2 separate regions of the Homo sapiens genome follow, and region 1 is linked to region 2. Evidence: chromatin loops called from intact Hi-C (ENCODE). Cell type or tissue: CD14-positive monocyte. All regions are shown on one strand. Each heading gives the region's core, and the rest is flanking DNA. Links, peaks and the distances in the headings are about the cores only. Region 1 has its middle 58 kb from the start of SMOX. Region 2 overlaps PANK2 (pantothenate kinase 2).

Evidence for each region. Hi-C counts contacts between places; a loop is a spot of excess contacts. Peaks named below come from ENCODE experiments on the same cell type or tissue, not always from the same donor. Only the 100,000 strongest peaks of a DNase experiment are listed, where the experiment ranks them.
Region 1: it touches region 2 in a loop (2.2-fold over the local background); 11 of 110 quality-filtered maps call a loop at or near these places.

What each region holds. Positions count from the first base shown.
Region 1 is chr20:4,087,152-4,095,482 of GRCh38, forward strand. No RefSeq gene overlaps it. Among named protein-coding and RNA genes, the nearest start is that of SMOX, 58 kb to the right of the region's middle. In CD14-positive monocyte, for the core only: CTCF peaks have their summits at 4,904 (motif pointing left) and 5,105; DNase peaks (open chromatin) are centred at 3,180, 3,840, 4,200, 4,880 and 1 weaker place; H3K27ac peaks cover 3,044 bases.
Region 2 is chr20:3,920,945-3,929,275 of GRCh38, forward strand. It overlaps PANK2 (pantothenate kinase 2), which reads left to right. Exons shown (of 7, transcript NM_001386393.1): 7 at 2,300-8,331. The coding sequence ends at 2,350. RNF24 (ring finger protein 24) reads right to left here. Exons shown (of 6, transcript NM_001134337.3): 6 at 6,367-8,331. Among named protein-coding and RNA genes, the nearest start is that of MIR103B2, 7.5 kb to the left of the region's middle. RefSeq lists an enhancer at 5,092-5,261. In CD14-positive monocyte, for the core only: CTCF peaks have their summits at 3,508 and 3,711; DNase peaks (open chromatin) are centred at 3,057, 3,507, 6,267 and 6,657; H3K4me3 peaks cover 1,912 bases; H3K27ac peaks cover 6,720 bases.

The sequences.
Region 1 (8,331 bases), core at 219-8,218, 170 kb after region 2:
GAGGGGACATTCAAACCATAGCATGTCCCCACCTGATCCATGCGCATTCTTTGTAGACCAGTGGTCCCCAAACTTTTTGGCACCAGGGATTGGTTTTGAGGAAGACAATTTTTCCTCAGACGGGGTAGGGGGGAGGGGATGGTTTTGGGATGAAACTGTTCGACTTCAGATCATCAGGCATTAATCAGATTCTCATAAGGAGCGTGCAACCTAGATCCCTCACATGCGCAGTTTGCAGTAGGGTTCGTGCTTCTATGAGAACCTAATGCTGCTGCTGATCTGACAGGAGGCGGAGCTCAGGCGGTAATGCTCACTCACTTGCAGCTCACATCCTGCTGTGTGGCCCAGTTTCTAACAGGCCATGGATCAGTACTGCGGGAGCTGGAGACCCCTGCTGCAGAGGATCTGACTCTTTTTGGCCCTGGGAGGGAGTGGTTCACAAAAGAAAAAGAAAATTACAATAGTCCCCCACCTTATTGGCAATTTTGCATTCTGCGGTTTCAGTTAGATGCTGTCAATCACAGATTGAAAATATTGAATGGAAAAATTCCAGAAATAAATAATTCATGTTTTGGCCAGATGGGGTGGCTCACACCTGTAATCCCAGTACTTTGGTAGGCTGGGACGGGCAGATCACTTGAGGTCAGGAGTTTGAGACTAGCCTGGCCAACATTGTGAAACCCCTTCTCTACTAAAATACAAAAATTAGCTGGGCATGGTGGTGTGTGCCTGTAGTCCCAGCTACTTGGGAGGCTGAGGCAGGAGAATCGCTTGAACCTGGAAGGCAGAGGTTGCAGTGAGCCAAGATTGCACCCTTGCACTCCAGCCTGGGTGACAGAGTGAGACTCAGTCTCAAAAAAAAAAAAAAAAAGAAAAAGAAAAAGAAAAAGAAAACCAAAAAACAAAATGAGCAACTCCCATTTTAAATTGCCTGCCATGCTGAGTAGAGTGAATCATCCCTCTGTCCAGCACGTCCATGCTGCATATTCTTCCCGCTCATTAGTCACTTGGTAGCTGTCTTGGCTGTCAGATCAACTGCTGAGGTATCGCAGTGCTTATGTTCAGGTAACCCTTACTTCATTTAATAACGACCCCTGGATGCAAAAGTGGTGATGCTTAACATCATCACAACATAATTATTATTAACAATAATAACTGAGAATAAAATAGAACAGTTGTTATAATTGTTCTATTTTATTATCAGTTATTATTGTTAACCTCTTAACTGTGCTTAATTTATGCATTATACTTTATGGTGGATATGTACATATAGAAAAATCCATAGTATGTATAGGGTTTGGTACTATCTGCGGTTTCAGGCATCCACTGGGGGTCTTGAATGTATCCCCTGCAAATAAGGGGGGGGACTAGCGTTTCTGTCTTCACCAGGCCTAGATGTGTCTTGCCTGCCGAGGAAAGATGTATAGTTAAGATGTGACAATTATCTGTCAGTTGGTGGAGTTTCACCCACTTAGTTGGTCTTCTTACTGTATTTTGAGATATCTTTATTTACAGGAGGCAAAATAGAGGTCCTGGGTCAGTCCTCAGCCCTCCACCCCCAGCCTTTATGCCTAGGAGACTTTGAGTTGATGGGGAAAGATGGTTTCTGCCCTTGGGGGACCCACACAGGGTCCTTAGTATAGAGCCTGGCGCTCCACAGGGACCCGGTATTGAATATGGGATGGAGAGGAGCAAAGAGATCCTGCCAGGGAGGTTGTAGGAAGATCAATGGGTCACAGAAGCTACAGAAGGGCACACAGTAAGGCCGTGAGAGTGGGTAAAAAGGAGTGTGGGAGCTCTCACCTGCTCTGTGCTGGGATGTGGGTACTGGTCTCCTGGGAGTGAGCAGTTGGGCCCTCACCCAGTTGGAGGGCCCAACCACAACCACGGCAAATCCCAAAGGCCAGGAACAGGGACTAATGTGGGGTCCAGGGATAAAAGCAGATTTCTGAGATACAGAAAGCCCAGGGTCTGGCCTAAGGGGCAGCTGATATGCCCAAGAGCAAGTTCAAGGGCAGAGCAAGTTCGAGTGTACTGCAGACAGCCTTGGGACAGGGACATCCAATTTCATGGGCCAAGGAGAACAGTGGAAAGTCCAGGTAGTCAGGAGCCCTTGAAAGTCTAGAGGGTGGTGGGCTTGGTTGGGATGTGGATGGACATATATATATATGTATATACATATATACACACACACCATGGTGTGTGTCTGTGTGTGTATATATATATATGTGTATATATATATACACACACATACCTGATATGTTATACCTGACATATGTTATATACATACATACATATACATATATACACACACATATATATATCTGATGGTTTTATATATATAGGGAGGTGTGTGTTTGTGTGTGTGTGTGTATATATATATGTGTATATATATGTGTATATATATGTGTATATATATGTATATATATGTGTATATATATGTGTGTGTATATATGTATATATGTGTGTATATATGTATATATGTGTATATATGTATATATATGTGTATATATATGTGTATATATATGTATATATATGTGTGTATATATATGTATATATATGTGTGTATATATATGTGTATATATATGTGTGTGTGTGTGTGTGTGTGTGTATATATATATATATATATATATATCAGTTTGCCCTTGCTGGATAACAAACCACCCCAGAACTTACTGGCTTAATGCATTAACCATTTATTATTTCTCTAGGCTTTTGCAATCAGATGCTGGGTTGGCTGGAAGCTGGCTGGTATAGCGTGGCCATGCAGCAGGCTAGTCTAGGCTTAGTCACATAGTGATTGCAGGGTTTCAGGAAAACAAATGAAAACATGCAAGATCTTATAAGGTCTTTACTTGGAACTGACAGACTGTCACTTCTGCCAAACTCTTTTGGTCAAACAACTCTCAAAGCCAAGCCTCACTTGAAAGAGTTTGGGAAAAAGTTCTGATTCTTTTGTTTGTTTGCTTTAGAGACAGGGTCTTGCTCTGTCACCCAGACTGGAGTGCGGTGGCGTAATCATAGCTCACTACAGCCTCGAACTCCTGGGCTCAAGCAGTCCTCGCAGCTCAGCCTCCCGAGTAGCTGGGACTACAGATGTGAGCCACAGCACCTGGCAAAGTTCTGCTTCTTGATGAGAGATGTTACTAAATCATATTGCAAAGGGAGGGGTGGAGAATTGCGGCCATTTTTGCAATCAATCTAACGCAACACCCACTTGTGAAAGACAGAAACCTGGGTGACATCCTGAGTCCTTCCTCCCACTTCTCCGACATCCGTTACCTCACCAAGCCAATTTGATTTTCACCCCCCAAAACGCCATTCAACTTTTCCTATTGCCACCACCCCAGTCCAAGGAACTTGTCTACCTGGTCTACTCACATTTGCTGTAGCTGTGCTCTACTATCGTGGCCACATAGCAGCCTATAGGACTTCTTCAAAGTACAAGCCAGGTCCCATCATTTCTCCCTGCCCATACCCTTCAAAGACTCTGTATTAGTCCATTCGCAGTTGCAAGCAGAAGAAACAGGCTCTGATTATGGCAAAAAAAAACACAAAAAAACAAAAAACCTAATGGAAGGGTATTGATTAGCTCACAGAATATCTTGAAGACTGGACCCAGAAATCACGCAGGCACCAAAGGTAGCAGCTGGATAGCCAAGACCACGATGAAAACCATGCTGCTGGAACATCTGGGGGACACTGTGGCCATCACCACCATGTAGCCAGGCCCCAGGATGCTGCTGCTGCCACCACTGCCAGGATGAATAGTTCACTGTCCTTGGCTTCTTGTATCACTCACTACAGGCTCAAAGAGCTGGGTGGAAGCATCTGATTGGCTAAGCCTCCAGTTTCCATTTCATTTCTGTGCTGACTCGGTCAGTGGAGGATTCCTAGGAATTCCCAGGATGAGGAAAGATGCTGGAAATTCAGTTGTTCTCAACCTTTACTGTGTTTTGCAGGTTCCCAAAGCCACTGGGGGCTGGGTGGGTATCTTCTCTGGCACATGGCATTTCTGCTGTAATAAAGGTTCTTTTAGTTAAAAGTCACAAACCCCTTATGGTGTAAGTGATAAGGTGGTGGGGATGGGACCTTTGTTTTTGCAAAGCTGTAAAGAGGAAAAAGTTAGTCTGGGCCCCTGAAGGAAAAGACATGAATCATTAAGTGAAGAGCATGGCTGAATCCCTGCGTCATCAGGGAGAAACCAGAGGAGGCAAATGTGTAAGAAAGATTCCCCTGGGCCTGGGAAGGGGAGCCGACAGAGGATCCCAGCTGCAGGAGGTCGGGCCTCAGGACCCCTTAGAACTTCATGGACTGTCCCAGCCAATGTGAAAACCCTGGGCCATGTCTGTTCTTACCCGGGAAAGAGGAGGAGAGAGGCTGGCTGGGGTCAGCAGTAAACCGATAGGGGACTGAAATGGACACTGTGGGTGCCTCGCCCAGACCCCTTTGCAGGATAGGGTGCATCTGCGGCTGCTGTGCCTGTTGGGTCACAGGGGCCTTCTCTCTTCTCTAGGGAATTGCCCTTTGCCCAGTGGGAGTCACGCCCACTCCCACAGCCTGCAGCCTGTGGATGACTGACATATAAGCCCTGCTGCCTTGCAACCAAGTGAATCTTATCTGAGGTGCCGCGACCCAGTGTCCTTGTGGGGTCAGCCAAGGCTAGATACATTTCTGCCCAGCAGTGGGGGTGACAGCGGCCTCTCCTACCATGCTGTGAAGGCGAGGGCAAGGGAAGCAGCTGCCAGGCTCCCGGGGCCTCCCTTATCTCAGCCCCTACCCACCCACCCAAGTCCAGAATCGGCCTCACACCTGCCCTGGATTCCACTTCCTCCCTGCTCTTGGGAGCCAGAGAAAAGATGTCCCAGGCCCGTTGACTCTCTTTCGCCCTCTCGTGGGCCCGCTGAGAACGGTGGTGATTCCCATAGAATTTTTCCCTAGGCTGCTTGTCCAAAAGCGGCCCGTTGGGACTTAGGAAAGGAGGGAGAAGGGATCAGGGTGATAATTCGTAGCTGGTGAGATTGAAGGTAGTTTTCCAAGCAAAGGGTTTGATGGTTTTTTTTTTTTTTTTTTTTGAGAGAGCGTCTTGCCCTGTTGCCCAGGTTGGAGTGCAGTGGTGCAATCATGGCTCACTGCAGCCTCAAACTCCTGGGCTCAAGCGATTCTCCCAAGTAGCTGGGACCAGAGGTGCGTGCCACCATGCCCAGCTAATTTTTAAATTTTTCGCAGAGACGGGGTCTCCCTGGGTTTGGTGGCTTTACTGGGGGGATGTTTGGTAGTCTTCCTTAGGAAACCTTGGCATCATGAAGGCTAGGCCAGGAAGCTGGTCTGAAGGGGCTGCTTGATGCTGTGACTGATTTCTGTGGCCTTGAGCCAGCCATCATGTCTTTGTCAAGTAGAGAGAATCAGACAAGGTCCTGTAGCCTGGAGGTAATGGGTGAACTTAAAGTGTAATTACACATTCAAGAGAGCTTCACCATCTCAAATCACACTGATCTTGCCGCCTATTAAACTTCCACCAGACTTCTCATTTTAGCTATGCAATCTTGTATTTGATTATCTATTTTCTTTCCTGTATATACTCCAGCCTCTTCCTATGGGTCTTTCTGCTTCCACACTGCACATTGCAACCAGAACTCACTCACTCAACACCATTTGGCTATGACACTAAAAAGCTTTCAAGAATTTCCCACTGCACTTACAGTAAAGTCCAAATTATGTTCCATGGCCCCCAAAGACCTGCACGGGCAAGGTGTGGTGGCTCACGCCTGTAACCCCAGCACTTTGGGAGGCCAAGGTGGTTGGTCTCCTGCCTCAGCCTCCCGAGTAGCTGGGATTACAGGCATGTGCCACCCTGCCTTGCTAATTTTTTGTGCTTTTAGTAGAGACAGGGTTTCACCATGTTGGCCAGGCTGGTCTCGAACTCTTGACCTCAAGTGATCTGCCTGCCTCGGCCTCCCAAAGTGGTGGGATTACAGGAGTGAGCCACCACGCCTGGCCTTGTGTGTCTTCTTGACTGGGCCATGGGGTGCCCAGGTATTTGATCAAACATTGTTCTGGGTATTTCTGCGAGAGTGCTTTTGGATGAGATTAACACTTAAATTGTTAGACCAAGTAAAGCAGATTGCTTTCCCTAATGTGAGCCCTCCTCCAATCAATTGAAAGCCTAAATTGAACAAAAAGGCTGACCCTCTCTTGAGTAAGAAAGAATTCCTCCTGCCTGATTGCTTTCAAACTGGGTCATCAGCTTTTTTCTTGCCTTTGGACGTGAACAGAAACATCAGCTCTTCCTGGGCCTTGAAACTGCTGGTCTTTGGATAAGAATTACACTATTGGTTCTCCTGGTTCTCAGGGCTTCAGACTTGGGCTAGAATGAAACCATCAGCCCTCTTGGGTCTCTGGTTTGCCAACTCACTCTGCAGATCTTGGGACTTGCCTATGTATAGGAGATATATATGTATATATGTATATGTATATCTCCTATTGGTTCTGTTTCCCTAGAGAACTCTAACACTCAATAGTATTCTCATGATTGGTTTAAATTAGTGCTGGCCAATAGAAATATAATGTGAGTCACATGTGTAATTGACAGTCTTCCAGTAACCATATTAAAAACATAAAAAGAAAGAGATGAAATTACTTTTAATAGTGTATTCTAGGCCAGGTGCAGTGGCTCACACCTGTAATCCCAGCACTTTGGGAGGCCAAGGTGGGCTGATCACCTGAGGTCGGGAGTTCGAGACCAGTCTGGCCAACATGGCGAAATCCTGTCTCTACTTAAAATACAAAAATTAGCTGAGCGTGGTGGTGCATGCCTGTAATCGCAGCTACTCGGGAGGCTGAGGCAGGAGAATTGCTTGAACCTGGGAGATGGAGGTTGCAGTGAGCCGAGATTGTGCATTGCACTCCAGCTTGGGCAACAAGAGCGAAACTACATCTCGAAAAAAAAAGTGTATTTTATTTAACCTAATATATTAAAAATATTATTATTTTGACATGAAACCGATATACACATGATTAAGTTACTAAATATTAAAAATATGCTGTGCATTTTATTCTAACAGCACATCTCAATTCAGACTAGTCACATATCAAATGCTCAATTGCCACACGTGGTTAGGGTCTATCATATTGGCCAGTGCACGTTAAGACCAATCAAGAAACATTACATGGGGCTGGGTGCAATGGCTCATGCCTGTAATCCCAGCACTTTGGGAGGCTGAGGCAGGCAGATCATTTGAGGTCAGGAGTTAGAGACAGACTGGCCAACATGGTGAAATCCCATCTCTACTTAAAATACAAAAATTAGCTGAGGGTGGTGGTACACGTCTGTAATCCCAGCTACTCGGGAGGCTGAAGCAGGAGAACCACTTGAACTTGGGAGACAGAGGTTGTAGTGAGCCGAGATCGCTCCACTGCACTCCAGCCTGGGCAACAGAGTGAGACTGTCTCAAAAAAGAAAAAAAAAATACGTTACTTAGGGCTGGATATATAAGTACCTTAAACAGAGTTGGAGCACTGTTAGTCAGGATATTGGGCATGAAATTAAGAGATGACACCCAGAAGTTCAATGTGTATTTGTTGATTGAATGAACACAAATTATTCCAAAATTGTCAATACCTCTAGACAATGAAAACTTCCTTTCTTCCTGTCTTCCTCTTTTTGCTCAATGTAACAAATGTAAGATTAATACTCACATACACACACACACACACGGCTGGTCAAGATGGACTGATTTATACTCCTACTTGAAACAACTAAAAACCTTGAAAAATGTATAAAACAATGGCTCTAAAGACATTGGACATTAGATACTGAAGGACAGTGATCCTAGAGAGATGGGAAAAAAATGAGTGAGCCCTACAATTGCCCCACCCTACTGCCTGGAGAGAATCTCCAGGCCATAATGCAGGGCAGTACAACCTGCCCAAAAACCTTAAAAGCAAGATCTGGAAGTATAAAACTGTTCCTAAGTAATCTAACCATATCTTAGAAAAAACTCAAGAAATTTTTAGACATGTGAAAATCAGAAAAACATTATTCACAAGAGGGAAAAATCAACTAAAACCAACACAGCAAAACACAGATAATGGAATTAGTAGACAAAGACATCAAAATCATTATTGTGACTACAGTTCATATGTTCAAGAAGATAGAGGAAAGCTCAAACATGATAATTAGAAACATAAAATATTAAGAAGATTCAAACCAAATTTCTAAGGATGAGCATTATAATGTCTGGGATGAAAAATACACGAGAGGATTCATGGAAGATTAGATATTACTGGAGAAAATATTAGTAAACTTGAAGACATAGAAATAGAAACTAT
Region 2 (8,331 bases), core at 45-8,044:
TTTTCCCACTGCTTAGCTTTGCTGGTCCATTTGTCCCTGTGTTTTCCATTTGCATTCAGGCCTTTGACTCTTGTGTGCATCTCTGCCCTTGTGGAACTTTGATGATTATTTTATTTTATTTTTTTATTTAAGTTCTAGGATACATGTGCACAACGCGCAGGTTTGTTACATACGTATACATGTGCCATGTTGGTGTGCTGCACCCATTAACTCGTCATTTACATTAAGTATATCTCCTAATGCTATCCCTCCCCCCTCCCCCCACCCCATGGCAGGCCCTGGTGTGGGATGTTCCCCTTCCTGTGTCCAAGTGTTCTCATTGTTCAGTTCAGAACTTTGATTATTTTAGCCTCTCTGAGCCTTGAAATATTTTCTTGCCCTCACATTGAAGTCACTTTAACTTTTGTTGTGAAAGCTTCGTATAGATTCTCTCAAGCGTTTCCTCTTTGATCCTTTATTCTCATCTTAGCACGTTGTAGTTTATAACCACCTGTTTCTGTCTTGATAGTAGCATCCTAGTCTTCAGTGGACCCCCCCCATATATATATATAATGGTTAACTGTATCTTCTATATTTTTATTATAAAATAAAAGGTACAGAAAGCTGCCTAAAACAAACTGTATAGTGAACTATTAAGACAAACAGCCTTGCCTCTGTATTTCAGCTGTGCCTTGTCCTGTAGCTGCTGGCCGCCTCACATCACAGATTGGTGTGGCTGCCTTTATTTTATTTATACACACCAAAACCAAAGATGGTCAATATGCCTTTCTTTTTTTTGTTTTTTGAGATGGGGTCTTACTCTGTCAGCCAGGCTGGAGTGCAGTGGCGCAGTCTCGGCTCACTTTAACTTCTGCCTCCTGGGTTCAAGTGATTCTCTTGTCTAAGCCTCCTGAGTAGATGGGACTACAGGCACGTGCCACCGCACCTGGCTAATTTTTGTATTTTTAGTAGAGACACGGGGTTTGCCATATTGGCCAGGCTGGTCTTGAGCTCCAGACCTCAAGTGATCCACCTGCCTTGGCCTCCCGAAGTGCTGGGTTACCTGTGAGCCACTGCGCCCAGCCAATATGCCTTTCTTTTAAATTGCCAACTAGAGTGTGACAAGAAAGCCTTTGGCCTCTCGTTTGATCAGGTTTCTTGAAGAAGCTTTTCGTGAAAGATAGAGTGGTAGTTATTTATGTTTCAGAGACTTTTAAAAAATCCATACACAAGTCTTTCAGGATCTTCTCATTCCTTTTTTAGTTATTTCTTTTAAAAAGTAGTCTGATATCTTACCTTACAGGTTGGAGACCCTGATGGATTCTGCATCGTTTTAGGATTTGCCTCTGATTCTTGCTAGTGTTCTCTTTTCTGTCATTATGGGGTTTGCCCCGTTTTCTCTAATGTGCTATTCCTGTGTTTTGGTTTTGAGTTCTTGGTTGCATGTGACCTGACTGCTTCTGGAGACAGTACAGTGCTTGTCGTCTCTCAGCTGCTGCTTCTGTGTCTCAGGAGGGCTGAGGGCTGCCCTCCCTCGGGAGCCTCCGTGCTTCCTCAGGCTTTGCTCTTTGTTCTGTACCTCTCTTCACGTTACCTTTGGGTGGTGGTTTTCATTCCTGTGCCGCCTGCTTCTGGGCCAGTGATCCAGGTGTCTGGTGACCACCCGGGCACAGCTGCTTGGCTGCTGTGGGCACCTCAGCTTCCCATGTCCTGTAGGGAACTCACCCACCGGCCTTGCTCTCCACACCTCTTACTCCTGTGTCCCCTTTCTCGGGGATGCTGCCCCCTCCTGCTGTCCTGTCCTCTGTTAGGGGTGAATCTTGAATCCATCTTATCTCTTACTCTCCCTCCCTCTCCCAGCTCAGTCGGGCTCTCACCCTCTGTGACCCACCTCACAACTTCACCTGTTTCATTGCACTTTGCATCCGACCTCGCCTTCATTCCTTAGTTGTCTGGAAATGCTCCAGGCCTCTGCTGCTTCTCACCTCATTCCCCAGAAACAGTCAGGTTCTGTCTCTTACCAGAGGTAACTGAGCTGCTGCTGGCCTCATAGCTCCTGTCGCCCTCACTGCGGGTTTGGTTTTCCTCTTATCACAGTGGTCTGAAGTGCTTGGATAGTCTAGGACATCCAGCCCCCTCCCCAGACAGGGACTCCTTAGGGCGTCTCTGCTCCCAGGCTGGCCTTGGCCCTTCTGGGGTGCTCAGGAAATGGGTATGCTGTGTGTGGGCAGTGGTTGGCTTTAACACTAGTCATCATGTGTAAGGTGATTTGAATAAGTCTAAGGAAAATTGCACTTATTTTTGGTGTATTTTCTTTCAGGGTTATTTTGGAGCTGTTGGAGCACTCCTTGAGCTGTTGAAGATCCCGTGATCATTACCTGGGGAGGGGTTCCTGAAACCTTCCACAATGGGATCTGTGGACTTTCATTTTTTTAAGAGACTTACTCAATTTCATGACTGTACTACCTGAAACAAAGTGAGAAAGGACAGGTGTATTTTTCTAAGTCATCAAGATAAATCCTTAAGAATTCAGTCTAAATTAGCAACCAGGAAGGAAAAATATATTAAAAACAACAAAAAAGTGGCACATGTCCAGGCAGTGTGAGGATTTGCTGTATATAAGTTGCCTGCTTTGTATTTTTGAAATCTCTGCATCACTCATTGGAAGTGCTTCTGAAGAGAGCTGCTCTGTGTTCAGTTGACTGGTTTTGTGTCCTGTTTGAACTTGCTGAATGTAAGGCAGGCTACTATGCGTTATAATCTAATCACAATTTGTCAATATGGTCTTGGCAATCATCTGTGCATTACTCTGGTTTGCATTAAGCCTGTGTGTGAACTTACTGTAAAACATGTTTTATTTCAAGGTTCTGCAAAATTAATTGGGCAGGTTAATTGTGTACCTGAAACTTAACAAGCAGTTTTTGGAAGGGCAGTTCCACGTTACTTTACACTAAATCCTGGGAATGAATGTCTGGAGAGACAGGGCTTCTTTTCTTGGCAGAATTTCCTTGGGTAGTGGGCGGACTGTTCTGATGCAAGTGGGTACACTGGCAGAAGCAGCACAATCTGGAGGACTAACATGAGTCAGCAGGGCCACTAGAATTGACACCCCCTCAGGGGATCAGGGAGAATCTGGTTTTTCTTTCAGGCTAAGTAGAAAAGGAAGAACTGAAGTGTCTGTCAAAGAACTCATGGGGAGTGGGGGGTCCTTCAGGGCACTGTGGCACTTGGGAGGTGAGTCTCAGAAGACTGCCTGAGGAGAGTGCCAGGCTGCAGGTGCTCTTGGTAGGGGCTGAAGCTTTTCTTTCTGCTTTGCAGAATAATTTCAAAAGCCTTTCCCAAGGAGAGAATGCACCTTTTATATCTGAGGTCTTAAGTGGTGCCCATATTGCTGTTGAAGGCAAGGATGGGCCTGTACAAAGCAGCCTTGGACCAGGAGGGAAAACCCCAAGGCTCTGCAGCCTCCCTGCTCCCCTCCGTTTAAGGCTGTGGTCAGGGAGGGATGGGCAGGGTGCCAGCCGCATGGAGGCAGCAGAGACACCCGTGTTCCAGCTGGGGCAAGGGGAACTGATATGTGGGCTGTGGGCTGTTCCACTAGGCGTGGCCACCTCTGCACATGGGCCTTGGCACTTAGGAAATATGGGTGCTGCTGCATTGGGACCTTGTGTGGGTGCAGAGCAGGATGGCTGCTGCGTGGAGGGTAATTTTGTCCCCTGGAGAGTGATTGGTGACCCTCTTCCCTGCTGCTGCTGTTTGCAGGCTCCTGGCCTATACTACCTCTGACGCCCTGATCCTGAGTTCCTCTGCCCTCCTCTGCTGCCAGCAGCGCTGTTGGTGGCCTCACCCTCCTCCAGTACCCAGGCACCAAAGATGGCACCACCATCCTCCTGCTTGTACCACAGGGTGCTGCTCCCTGGGCCAACTCCTGTGAACTTGCTCACTTCCCATGGAGACCGAGGCCAGGGCCTGCCCCTCTGAGGCCCCTGTTTTGTGGTCCTGCTGCCTCTGCTGTGCTGCGTTCAGGAGGTTGTCCACTGCTCGACGTGGGTCACCATGCAGCCCTTGCTGTTCCCACAATTTAACAGAAAAGGAAACTGAACGGATGAGTAAGGCTGCCCAGGGTCACTCAGCTGGAAAAGAGTAGAGCTGGACTCAAACCCGGGACTGTCTGTCTCTGGTGCCTGAGTTGGGAAGACGCTGTTGATGTCCCCTTCTGCCTCGCTTTGAGCTTCCTCCTCCGTGGGCCCTCCCCCTACTCTAGAGAAACTAGTCCATTCCCTCATGTTCCACCTTGTGCTCAGTAAACCCTGTCACTCCACAGCAGGGTTTTTGAGACAGTCTCGCTGTGTCACCCAGGTGGAGTGCAGTGGGGCGATCTCAGCTCACTGCAACCTCTGCCTTCCAGGCTCAAGCAATTCTCCTGCCTTAGCCTCCTGCGTAGCTGAGACTACAGGCATGTGCCACCATGGCTGGCTAATTTTTATATTTTTAGTAGAGATGGGGTTTCACCATGATGGCCAGGCTGGTCTCGAACTCCAGACCCCAGGTGATCCGCCTGCCTTGGCCTCCCAAAGTGCTGGGAATACAGGTGTGAGCCCCTGCGCCCGGCTCACAGCAGGGTTCTTGATAGGCCACCAGTGAATCCCATGCCACCGAATCTGGCATTCATTTCACAGCCTCATCTCAGTTCTCACTCAGCAGAGCCCTCTTGCCTGTCCTGCCACCCAGGCTACTAATGTTCTGGTTCATTCTCTGCTGACAGTTAGCTGTGGCTGTCCTCAGCCTCAGTCCTGGGTCTCCCCAAGCAGTCATTAGCATCACCTTGACTGATTTCCAGGGAACACTTCAACCACCCCTTACCTCTGAGCTCCAGCCCCGAGACACTGCCTTCTCTCTGCATTTGTTGATCTCTGTGCAGCAGTGCCCACATCCTCATCCCAGCTTACTGCCGTCTCACCACCTTCAGGTTGTGAGGTGCCCATAAACTCTGCTGTTACCATTGCCACTTCCCTGTCTTAGCAGCTGTCCCTTTCAGTCTGCCCTCCACTAGTGGCCATGAAGGGGGCTGTGACCGTGGTCCAGGTGAGAAAGGAAGGCCTGAACTAAGATGGGAGGTGGGTGGCCAGAATGGAGAGGGGAGAAGTGGATGGCCAGAATGGAGAGATGCTTAGAGGGCTGTGTTGGGAAGTGGTGACTGGATACAGGGGAGGGAGGAGAGATACAAGAGGGCACCTGGGCTCATTTGTGGACTACGTGATTTTGAGACTCCAAATAAGCACTGGGTATTTGGGTTGGAGATACAGAGCTGAGAATGATATGCATGTAGGTGGGCAAAGCAAGGGGGATTTCATGAGTTCTAAGGTAGGGTGAGAAAAATAACCGAGAGTTGAGCAGTGACGGAGGAAGCTGCAAAGAAAACGACTGCTCAGGGAGAGGCTGGCCAGGGGCCTGTGGCTCAGGGGACTGAGAAGAGGAGCTCTCTAGGCATCTGAATTGAGGTTGCCCACAATTGGTTGCAAGATCGTGGCTGGCCTTGATGGAAGCTGGGAAGCCACTCGGTCCTAGTGAGGGGTGGTGAGGAGAGCAGCAACGGCCACACAGGAAGGCTTTGGACGTTTTTTCTCCTGACACTAGTTATTTCCAGGCCTGGGATATAGCTAGGGGCTTGGGGTGGGGGCAACTCTTTGCAGGGTGGTGTGGCCTGTGGAGGAAACAGGCTCAGTTCCACTACTTTGGCCAGGTGCAATGGCTCATGCCTGTAATCCCAGCACTTTGGAAGGCCAAGGCGGGTGGATCACCTGAGGTCAGGAGTTCAAGACCAGCCTGGACAACATGGTGAAACCCCGTCTCTACTGAAAATACAAAAATAATTAGCCGGGAATGGTGGTGCGTGCCTGTAATCCCAGGTACTCGAGAGGCTGAGGCAGACAGTTGCTTGAACCTGGGAGGCAGAGGTTGCTGCAGTGAGCCGAGATTGCTGCACTGCACTCCAGCCTGGGTGACAGCAAGACTGTCTCAAAAAAAAAAAAAAAAAAAAATCCGCTATTTCAGGTCACCCTGGTGCTGGCGTTCACGTGGAAGACTGCTTATCTGTATCCAGCTGTTTGCAGAGCTCAGGGAGGCCAGGGGGCTTCAGACTCCACTGTACTCTGCATTCCAGGATTCTCTGTTCTCTGGCTGTGGTGGCCTGACACACTCTTCACCACTGACCCCACCCCCGCTTGCACACTATGCCACAGGAAGGGCAGGGGCTTCCATCACAATCACTCAGTACTAGTTACCAGCTCTGATAGAATTACTCACCTTGAGTTTCCAAGTCTTGCTGAAGGTGCTTGCGTAAGTGGCACATGGATGTTCCCTCTGTTCAAAGGCATATGCACAACACTATTTTTCAAAATTTGCTTTTATTTACACGTTTGAGTCAATTACATGCATGTTTTATTTTTGAGGAGTGATTAGCAAAATGCATTAAAATTTTAAAATAGCAATTAAATATACAAAAATATAGCTTACAAAAAACTGCGAATGTTTAAAAATATTCTGCTGCAGAATTTTTAGTGTACAAAGACGTCTATGAAACCTGAGGTTCAGCATTTCATAAACCTTTTTTTGAGGGAGTTACACAATACCTAGTGAGGAAACCCGAGGGCCAAACTACAAGACGAAAAAGTGCCCCGTTCCTGGCAATGATGTCAGAAGACCAAGAGGCGATAGTTACCAGCAACACTCTAGGAAGACCAGCTGTCACCAGAAGGGAGTTCCTAACACTTGCCACACCTGCTCCCCCGACCGGGGGCCTGGGAGGGAAGGGCAGATGGAGAGGAACGGTGTGCAGTGGGCGTGAGATGCAGATCCACCAGGCTTGGGACTGGCAAAGGGAGCTGAGAAGAGAGTTCCCCCAAAGCACAAACAAGTCTGCTGACACTGGTGGGGCCCTTACAGTCACAGAAGTAAGGACTGGATGGTAAGCCAAAGGTGCTGATGCTTGGTCAAAAAGTGGAGTACATCTTTGCATCTTGTAACAATTTGGGCTCTACAGCTGAATTGGCAAAGTAAGGTTTACTACACAAGCCCCTCTTTTTCTTCTGATATCCCCACTCAAATGGAAGCACACTCCCCAGCACATGGGGATCCCTTATTAATCTTTACTAAAGAACCGTGAACCAGCATTTTCCAGTTATCAACTGGATATTTAGGCATGAATCTGGACATGTCCATCTGCTTAAGAAATCTGCTTAAGAAATCTGTAACAGCTACAGGAAAAGACACACCCAGGGCCAGAGATTCTACAAATGCCAGAAGAGTGGATGTGATAGAGAATTTTTTCTCAAGTTTTGGGTTAGGGCACCAGTTGCAATTTTAATCCAGGGGAGGATCTGGGCTGCTGCTGTAGGGGGCAAGTACACCAGGGAGGTGGGTGTGGACAGAGGCACTGGGCAGCTGCTGGGAAGCGAGGCACAAGTCTGTGCCCCTACTCCCAGGGCTGCCTGGAGGAAGCAGCTCTAACTTTCATCAGCGGGGACAAAAATGAACTTAAACTAAAAAAATTATTGGCCGGGCGCAGTGGCTCACGCCTGTAATCCCAGCACTTTGGGAGGTCAAGGCAGGTGCATCACGAGGTCAGGAGATCGAGACCATCCTGGCTAACACGGTGAAACTCCGTCTGTACTAAAAATACAAAAAATTAGCCGAGCGTGGTGGCGGGCACCTGTTGTCCCAGCTCCCGAGGCGGGAGAATGGCGTGAACCTGGGAGGCGGAGCTTGCAGTGGGCCAAGATCGTGCCACTGCATTCCAGCCTGGGTGACAGAGCGAGACTCCGTCTCAAAAAAAAAAAAAAAAAAAAAAAAAAAAAAAATTGTTGGGGTAATTTCTGTTGTCAAATGGAAAACAAGGCATAAAGGGAAAATTCTGTAGGAAGCATTTTCTTTTCTTGTGTGTTTTTTTGAGACGGAGTCTCGCTCTGTTGCCCAGGCTGGAGTGCAGTGGGGATCTTGGCTCACTGCAACTTCTGTCTCCCGGGTTCAATCAATTCTCCTGTCCCAGCCTCCTGAGTGGCTGGGATTACAGGCATGCGTCACCACACCCGGCAAATTTTTGTATTTTTAGTAGAGGGGGTTTCACCATATTGGTCAGGCTGGTCTTGAACTCTTGACCTAAGGTGATCCGCCTGCCTCGGCCTCCCAAAGTGCTGGGATGTTGGGATTACAGGCGTGAGCCATCGCGCCCGACCAGAAGCATTTTCTTTTCAAAGTGTGTGCACAGAGTGAGGAGGCCAGCCTGGGCAACATAGTGAGTTGAGACCTGTCTCTACAAAAAAATAATTACGAAAATTAGCCAGGTGTGCTGGTGTG